2 separate regions of the Homo sapiens genome follow, and region 1 is linked to region 2. A link is an interaction called in ENCODE POLR2A ChIA-PET data of the cell type or tissue named here. Cell type or tissue: MCF 10A. All regions are shown on one strand. Each heading gives the region's core, and the rest is flanking DNA. Links, peaks and the distances in the headings are about the cores only. Region 1 has its middle 32 kb from the start of BCAR1. Region 2 has its middle 11 kb from the start of CHST6.

Region 1 (4,450 bases), core at 325-4,324, 220 kb before region 2:
ACCCCACAGGTTAAGGACTTGGTCCCACAAGACTGCCCACACTTCTGACACCAGCTACAAATGGAGTGTCCAGGCTACTCATACTTCTGCCCAGCTGACTATAAATTTGGAGGTTCCCATGAACCCTTCTTCCTATTGGGTTTTTTGTTTTGTTTGAGACAGGGTCTTGCTCTATTGCCCAGGCTAGAGTGCAGTGGTACAATCTTGGCTCACTGCAACCTCCACCTCCTGGGCTCAAGCAATCCTCCCACCTCAGCCTCCTAAGTAGCTGGGACCAGACAGCTACCATGCTTAGCTAATTTTTAAGTTTTTTTGTAGAGACAGGGTCTCACTATATTGCCCAGACTGGTCTTGAACGCCTGGACTCAAGCTGATCCTCCTGCGTTGGCCTCCCAAAGTGCTGGGATTACAGACATGGGCCACTGTGCCCACACTCCTATCAAGTTTGATAATTTACTAGAATAACTCACAGACTCAGGAAAGTGCCGTACTCACCATTGCAGTTTATTATACAGGATGAGAATGAACAGCCAGATGAAGTATATAGGTGAGGTCTGGAAGGGTCCTGAGTGCAGTAGCCTCTGTCCCCATGGACTTGGGGGTGCAAGGGGGTTCGGGGTTTTTGTGAGGTTTCATTACATAGGTATGATAGATTAAATCACTAGTCTGTGGTGATTGAGCTCCATCTCTGGCCCCTCTCCCCACCCTGGAGGCTGGGAGGGGAGGGCTGAAATCATGTGGTTGGTTTTCTGGCACCCAGTCCCCATCCTGAAGCTATCGAGGGCTCCCCTATGATAAGCCATGGTCCCTCATTAGCACACAAGACAGTAAATTCCAAGGGTTTTAGGAGCTCTGTGCCAGAAACACAAAGCCAAATAATTAATTAATAGTTAATTAACTGAGACAGGATCTTGCTTTTGCACACCCAGGCTGGAGTGCAATGGCATGATCCCAGCTCACTCCAGCCTTGACCTGCCAGCCGATTCCCCTGCCTCAGCTGCCCGAGTAGCTGGAACCACAGGCACGCGACACTACGCCCGGCCAATTTTTTGATTTTTTAGAGATGGGATCTTGGTATGTTGCCCAGGCTGGTCTTGAACTCCTGGGCTAGAATGATCCTCCTGCCTCAGGCTCCCAAAGTGCTGGGATTACAGGGGTGAGTCATATTTTTTTATTATAACACATGGGATATTTGCAATTTTTTTTGGAAAATACTACTGCATCACAAAGACAAAATAAGCCTTTATAATGATAATGCTTATTCTGGTTGTCTCTAGCTCAGTTGTCTATAGGCGGCTCAAGGGCACACATCGGACCCTGTTGGTACAGGAGGGCTGGGATGTGGGGCGAATGGTGACTGGGAGATGGGCAGCTTTTCCTTCTCATGACTCAGGACCCTGAACCTCAAATTCAAGGATCCAATAATGGAACTCAATGGCAGAGTGGTAACAAAATTGTGAGCCTGCTAGAGACAACCTGACAGGGTGTCTGATACAGAGAGGGTTCAGCCTGCTGCAGACAGTGCCCCTCGGCACCCAATGAGCTTAAAAAATGTGTTCCATTTGTCAGTTGGGGTGCCTCGAACTCTGGCAGGCCCAGGTTATCATGCAAATGTGTTCAGTGGAAGAAGGCATGAAATCATTCTCAGAGATGAATGGGGCTGCTCAGCGGACCTGGGAGAGGAGGGCTCTGCCCAGTAAGACTCCTGCACATCCTCAGGAGATCTGGCCACACCTCCCACTGAGAGAAGGCACTCACAGGAGGTTCAAGGCACAGCCTGGGCCTAAGGGCCCAGGGACAACTCAGGACACCGGGCAGTTTGAAGACAGGCAGCCCCATAACTTCTGCCAGAAAATCCAGACATTGAGTGTAATTCGTTTTGGTGTCTTTACATTTCAAGCTCATTTATCCAGGTCAGGAACCATTTAGTTTGCATCTAACAAGTCGAGGCCTGTGCAGCATCCTTCTAACATATGGCCTGTTCATCCTGCCTCTGAGCATCTGTCACAGCCATGTTTTGGGAGGAGGCTGACTCGGCCAGTTTCGCATCGTCAGCTGGCAGGGGCAATCCCACTGTGCAGCTGCTTGAAGAGGGGCACATGGCCTGGCCCAGTCCCCTTGGCTTCCCCGGCCCCCCAAAACCTGCTTTTTAGAGAAAGAAAGGGGGGCACCTGGCAGGCCACTTGTGAGTCACTCATCTCCTGGGAAATGTTCCAGGCGCCACTTGGAGGAGATCACTCTGGAAAGCTCCCTGATGCCCAGCAAGCCCATCACCATGGCAACCTATCCATCCTGAGCTGCTCTTCCCTTGGGCCTCCAGAAAGGAGGCTGACTGAGGTGATGCAAGTTTCTCTGAGGTGAGGCTCATCTCTCATCGAACCAAAGCTATCTTGAAAGATTTCAGATAAATAGATATAATGAATAATATAAGAAATACCTGTGCCGCGGGCGAGCATGGTGGCTAATGCCTGTAATCCCAGCACTTTGGGAGGCCGAGGCGGGCGGATCACTTGAGGTCGGAAGTTCGAGATCAGCCTGACTAACATGGAGAAACCCTGTCTCTACTAAAAATACAAAAAATTAGCCGGCCGTGGTAGCCCATGCCTGTAATCCCAGCTACTCAGGAGGCTGAGGCAGGAGAATCGCTTGAACCCGGGAGGCGGAGGTTGTGGTGAGATGTTATCGTGCCATTGCACTCCAGCCTGGGCAACAAGAGCAAAACTCCATCTCAAAAAGAAAAAAAAAATTGTATCGCTACCTCCCAATTTAAGATATAAAACCACAGCTGTAAATAAAGCTCCTTTTTTGTTTAACAGAGGGTCTGGCTCTGTTGCCCAGGCTGGAGGGCAGTGGTGTGATCTCAGCTCACTGCAACCTCCGCCTCCTGGACTCAGGCCATCCTCCCACCTCAGCCTCCCCAGTAGCTGGGACTACACGCACACACCACCATGCTTAGCTAATTTTTTTTTTTTTTTTTTTTTTGTAGAGATGGGGTTTCGCTATGTTACCCAGCCTGGTCTCAAACTCCTGAGCTCAAGGGATCCTCCTGCCTCAGCCTCCAAAAGTGCTGGAATTACAGGCATGAGCCACCACACCTGGCCCAGAGCTCCTTTTTTTAGGGTGGGGGACAGGGTCTTGCTCTGTTGCCCAGGCTGGAGTACAGTGGTGTGATCTTGGCTCACTGCAACCTCTACCTTCTGGGCTCAAGCCATCCTCCCACTTCACCCTCCTTTTGTACCTGGGACTACAGGTGTGCACCACCATGCCCAGCTCATTTCTTTTTCTATTTTTTGTAGAGACGGAGTTTCACTATGTTGCCCAGGCTGGTTCTGAACTCCTGAGCTCAAGGGATCCTCTTGCCTCGGCCTCCCAAAAGTGCTGGGATTACAAGCGTGAGCCATGCGCCTGGCCCAAAGCTCTTTTTTGATCTCTTATCATATGGCCTTCCTTACCCCACAAGAGGCTTCCTCTATGCTGAGCTTAAGGTTTATCACTATATATATATATATATATATATATATATATATATATATATATATATATATATGCACGTTCTGAACCACAGAACATAAAACCATTTTAAAGTGTACTGAATTATACATCACAAGGGTGGGCAACCAATACCTCTATATTTACATGTTTTAAAATCTGTACACCTGGGATTGTATGGCAGGTCTTTTGCAATTTGATTTTTGCATCAATGCTGCTTACAAGGTTCATCTATGTTGATGCGCATAGCTGCCAGCTTGTGCATTTCACTGCCAAATCGTATACCATTGTGTGACTACTTTACAATTGACGCATTCTCCTGGCGATCACTGGGCTGTGAAGGTGTTCAGAACATGCCACTCAAAATATGCCACTCTGGCCTATTGACTATTTTGAGTTAAAGGCACCTGTGGCCTGGTGAGGTGGCTCATGCCTGTAGTCCCAGCACTTTGGGGGGCCGAGGTGGGAGAATTGCTTGAGTTTGAGACGAGCCTGGCCAACATGGTGAGACCCTGTCATTAAAAAGAACAAAAAAATTATCTGGGCTTGGTGATATGTGCTCAGGAGGCTGAATGTGAAGATCAGTTGAGCATAGGAAGTTGAGGCTGCAGTGACCTATGATTGCACCACTGCACTCAAGCCTAGGAGACAGAGTAAGAACCTGTCTCTAAAAAAAGGCACCTGAAAAACAGGTGTAAGAAGGACACTCTGTCCTTTTTCTTTAAAAACAGATGAAATTGTCATGTGAAATGTATCCTTGATTTTTTTTGATATGGAGTCTTGCTCTATCACCCAGGCTGGAGTGCAGTGGCACAATCTCAACTCACTGCAACCTCTGCCTCCTGGGTTCAAGTGATTCTCCTGCCTCAGCCTCCCAAGTAGCTGGGATTACAGGCGTGTGCCACCACGCCCAGCTAATTTTTGTATATTTGGTAAATATGGGGGCTTCATGATGTTAGCC
Region 2 (4,343 bases), core at 41-4,040:
AGCGCCCTTACATTGTATCGGGCATCTAGGCCACCACAGCTCAGCGGCTGCTTCTGCTGCAGCCTCAGGTCTCCGTTCACGTATAACTGGGATCCCGGGACAGGAAAGGAGGACTGGAGAAACGCCATGCTCTGCATCACGAGGGTCGCCATCCTCTGAAATCATTAGAAGGACCAACAATACCAACCGCCATCAGATCTGAAGGGCTCTGGGTGCTAAGAGTCACCTGTCTTGGCTGAAACCTAAGAGGCCCTCACATACCTAGCGTAGCCATGCAGGAAACACTGCCTAGAACCTTCTGAGCTATTAATAGCCCATGTCAGTTAATATGACTAGTGAAAACCATTCCATTGGCCTAAGTTAAATCCCAAACTACATGGGGAAGAGGGCCCGCTAGAGTGCGGGTCTTCTAGAAATCAGAAGAAGGACTCTGGTCTACTAAAAAGACACAAGGGAGAGGACAGCCTCCCAGCGGACTGACTCACGTGTAATCGATAGGAGAAAGTCAGGATGAGCTGCACACCGAGAACGTGCTCCGTGGACTGCAGGGGAAGCTCCAGCTTAAAATGTAACATGTCCGTCTTCCCATCCTGGTTCCTGTCTTCTTCTCTAGTCTAGGAAACCCAAACAGGCCCAGCAGCCCTGGTCACTAATGAGTCTGGGAGGAATCCACATCACTTCTGTACATACACAATGACCCACTGTCCTGCTGTACACAAAAGAAAGAGGCATTATCTCCCCCACTAAAAGAAAGAGAAAAATAGACAGGTGTAAGTGCATTAATACTGGGGAAAGAGGCACAAAGTGCATGGCCCCTGAACTTCATATCTGAGTCTTTCAAATGTTCACTGGACAAAATAAATGGGAACTTGAAGTGGCGATAACAAGACAAGAAACATGTGAATAGCATTTGTCTCATTTGATCTTTTTTTTTTTAAATTAAAAAAAAATTTTTTTTTTAAAGAGGTTCTCCCTATGTTGCCTAGGCTGGTCTTGAACTCCTGTGGTTAAGGGATCCTCCTGCCTTGGCCTCCCAAAGTGCTAAGATTACAGGGGTGAGCCACCATGCCCAGTCAGATCATATCTTGTTTGTTTTGTACTGGTGTTTTTTTTTCTTTTGCATAAACATGCCTGGATTTGTATGGAAAATTTAAATAGTGTATCAGAATTGTCTTCTATGCCTCTAGAAGCAACTTTTTAAAATAGAAAAACACCTAATCCTAATCATTATGCATTCCCCCAACAAACTCAACAGAAAATCACCAAGCTCTATTTACACGTTCTGAAACCACAAGTGTCTTTGCTTCAGATTCTTGACGTTGGATCTCATCTCATCATTCATGTGAGGCCCTGAAAGCCTTGTGCATCTTTAAGTAGCAATCAATGAAATGGAAAAGAAAGCTATGTCAAATCAGCAAAGCATTAAACCACATCTGTAAGATAAATTATGGGCATGAAAGTAAGGAAAAGAAACAGAGATCTGTGGTGGAAAAAAAGACAAATTATAGCTCATGAAGCATATGTAGGCAGTAAAAAAAAAATTGGTATCCACTCCCACCATCCAGTCTGACCTCATAGTGACCCTAAAATGATCAGCAGAAAAAGACGGTTACTGAAAAGTGATCACTGCTGACGTGGTCCCTCTGCACAACTCTGGATCTTTTTGCTACAAGTGATCCTTTCCCACCGTAGGTTCCCAGAAGGATTCTACTATGGTGTAGCAGCATTCCAATCTGGATCCCCCATCTACTGATTCATTTTGATTCCCACCATTAATATTATGTGAGGAAAATAATTTTTGTACTTTTTTGGGCTAATAAAGTCATTTGAGATGAAGAAATCTCAGTTTTCAGAAACTTTCAATTATTTATTTCCTTTAGACAATAATGTCCTTATTGTAGGTCTTGTTTTAGAGAAACCTCCCTCCCTTTTCTCTTGGATACTTCCTCTCTGCCCTGTTTCATCAGCTTCGGGGAGGGATATCTGCTACCCGGGCTGACGATCAAGTTACTGAGGCAATGATGGATTAGTCATTATGGGTAGGATGAAAAGAGCCTGCCTTGTCTTCCTGTGGATTTTCTTCAATTGGGATCTGGGTAGACAATGTTGTGTAACTCTCTGTGACGGATCCACGCCTTCCGGATCTTTAGGGTTGGACAGGAAGTAAAGATCACATTTCTCAACTTGCAACAGAGGACAGTGGCCAGGAGACAACTGCCAGACTCCAATACACTGTGGGGCGTGGGGAGAAACTCATTTCATTTGATCTTTACAATAAATGTTAAGCCCCAGGTAGGCAGAACAAGTATTTTCCCATTACATAGATGAGAAAATCATGGGTGAGGGAGGTTAGGGCATTTATCAGAGGTACAGCAAGTAATGGTGAAGACAGAATTTCAGATCAGGTCTTTGACTTCAAATGTGGTATCCTTTCCAGGACTAAAATATCCAGACTTACTTACTTATTTATTTATTTTTGAGCCGGAGTCTCACTCTGTTGCCCAGGCTGGAGTGCGGTGGCACGGTCTCAGCTCACTGCAACCTCCGCCTCCTGGGTTCAAGCAATTCTCCTGCCTCAGTCTCCTGAGTAGCTGGGATTACAGGCACCTGCCACTTCGCCCAGCTAATTTTTTTGTATATTTAGTAGAGATGGGGTTTCACCATGTTGGCCAGGCTGGTCTCGAACTCCTGACCTCGTGATCCGCCCGCCTTGGCCTCTCAAAGTGCTGGGATTACAGGTGTGAGCCACGACACCCGGCCAGATTTATTTAAAAATTCAAAAAGAAGACAGTGGGTTGGAGAAGTCTTTTTGCAAAACGGCAGCACCAGGCATCAAAGTCTGTATACTCGCCTGTGTGCATAATTCCGCTCCACGCTGAGAGAGGGCCCAGATGTGGCTCAGCACCATCAATAGTGTCTACTTGTTAAATTCACTCATTAATCTGCTATGAACTTTTTGAGGCCCTACAGGCACTATTTCAGATGATGAGAATATAATCTAAACAAAACAGACAAAGTCTCCATCCTAATGGAGCTTATGTTCCCGACCAAGAAGACAGAAAATAGATTCATAAATATGCAACAATATCAAATAGTGATGAGTGCCACAGAGAAAAACAAGGCAGGCTAAAATGAAAGAATAATGAAGGTAGAATTTAACAGAAAGTTTTACAGAAAATATTCAGGATGACCTGACTTGTTGGAGACCTGAAGGAAGCGAGGTGATGAGGTGATGTGGTGCAGCAATGTCTCAGGGAAGAAAGATCTAGATTCACCAAGTGCATGTGCTCTAGGTGCCCATGGGGCCAGCAGAGCTGGCAGAATGGGTGAGAGGGAGAGCAGGACGGAGACAGGGGACAGAGAAGTGAAGACACAAAGGGTGTGTCTCCCAAAAACAACCTGTCACTAAGCTAGACTCTCACCCCTATGGGCTAGCAAGGTTTGGCTCTGTTATCACTTGGACCTCTGAAGAAATCAATTAGCTAATTCCATTTAGTTGAAAGTAAGCCTAACGTATGTGCAACAGCTACAAAGGCAGGCATTCAAAGGCTACTAATTCCTCAACACAAACTCCAGGTCACTATCTAACCTCCCACTGGTGCCTGGCCAAGAGAATTCACAAAGGACACAACCACTTCACACCTATAAGGTATATGCAGGATTCGAAACAATTATTATATCTATTGATTGTCCCATGTGATCCCTCCATATATCCCAGGAGAGAGTTGGCTACTCTCATGCCCAGGATATGGATAGATAAATTGAGGCTGAACAAATGAACTACTGCCCTTCCTCCACCAATGAAAAAAGCTACCTTTAGTCAATAGTGTCAATCAGAAATTGAGGGCAGGATTCTTGGTCCTCAGGGTTTCAGCCCCCACCTCTTCCACAACAAACCCATATCCTCTTGCAGCTTCTTTTCCAGCTGCCATTAGGCCAGGAGCTATTCCTGCCTTTCGCTGCCCAGAGACGCACCCTCCCTGGCTGGCAGCAACTCCAGAGGGAGCAGTGCCTGTATCTGGATACTGCTCCTCCCTAACAAATGTGCACCTGCCAGAGCTCTGGTGCCCACACAAATCCCTCCTGCCTGGGCAGCTACTGTGGCCCCTGGCTCAGTCAAGAGCAGCCTGGCCTCCGAGCTGAGGCCCCCTGTCCACCACCCACCGCCAGCTCATCCCCAAGCCCCCACACAGCACCATGCTTCTCTTCCAAAGCAGAAAGACCATCTTCTATCCCAGGTCCTCACCTGCCACTCCCAAATCAATCTGACCCTCTGACCACCCGAACATCTAGTCTGCACAAAGTTCCATGATGGCATCAGGAATTCACTGGTCCAAGTGAAC

What was found. ChIA-PET counts read pairs that join two places held together with the same protein. Peaks named below come from ENCODE experiments on the same cell type or tissue, not always from the same donor. Only the 100,000 strongest peaks of a DNase experiment are listed, where the experiment ranks them.
Region 1: POLR2A ChIA-PET joins it to region 2 with 5 read pairs; 6 of 35 experiments call an interaction of 5 or more read pairs at or near these places.

Annotation. Positions count from the first base shown.
Region 1 is chr16:75,280,952-75,285,401 of GRCh38, forward strand. No RefSeq gene overlaps it. Among named protein-coding and RNA genes, the nearest start is that of BCAR1, 32 kb to the left of the region's middle. In MCF 10A, for the core only: no CTCF peak of the experiment used is centred there; no DNase peak of the experiment used is centred there.
Region 2 is chr16:75,504,670-75,509,012 of GRCh38, forward strand. It overlaps the pseudogene TMEM231P1. Among named protein-coding and RNA genes, the nearest start is that of CHST6, 11 kb to the left of the region's middle. In MCF 10A, for the core only: no CTCF peak of the experiment used is centred there; a DNase peak (open chromatin) is centred at 2,082.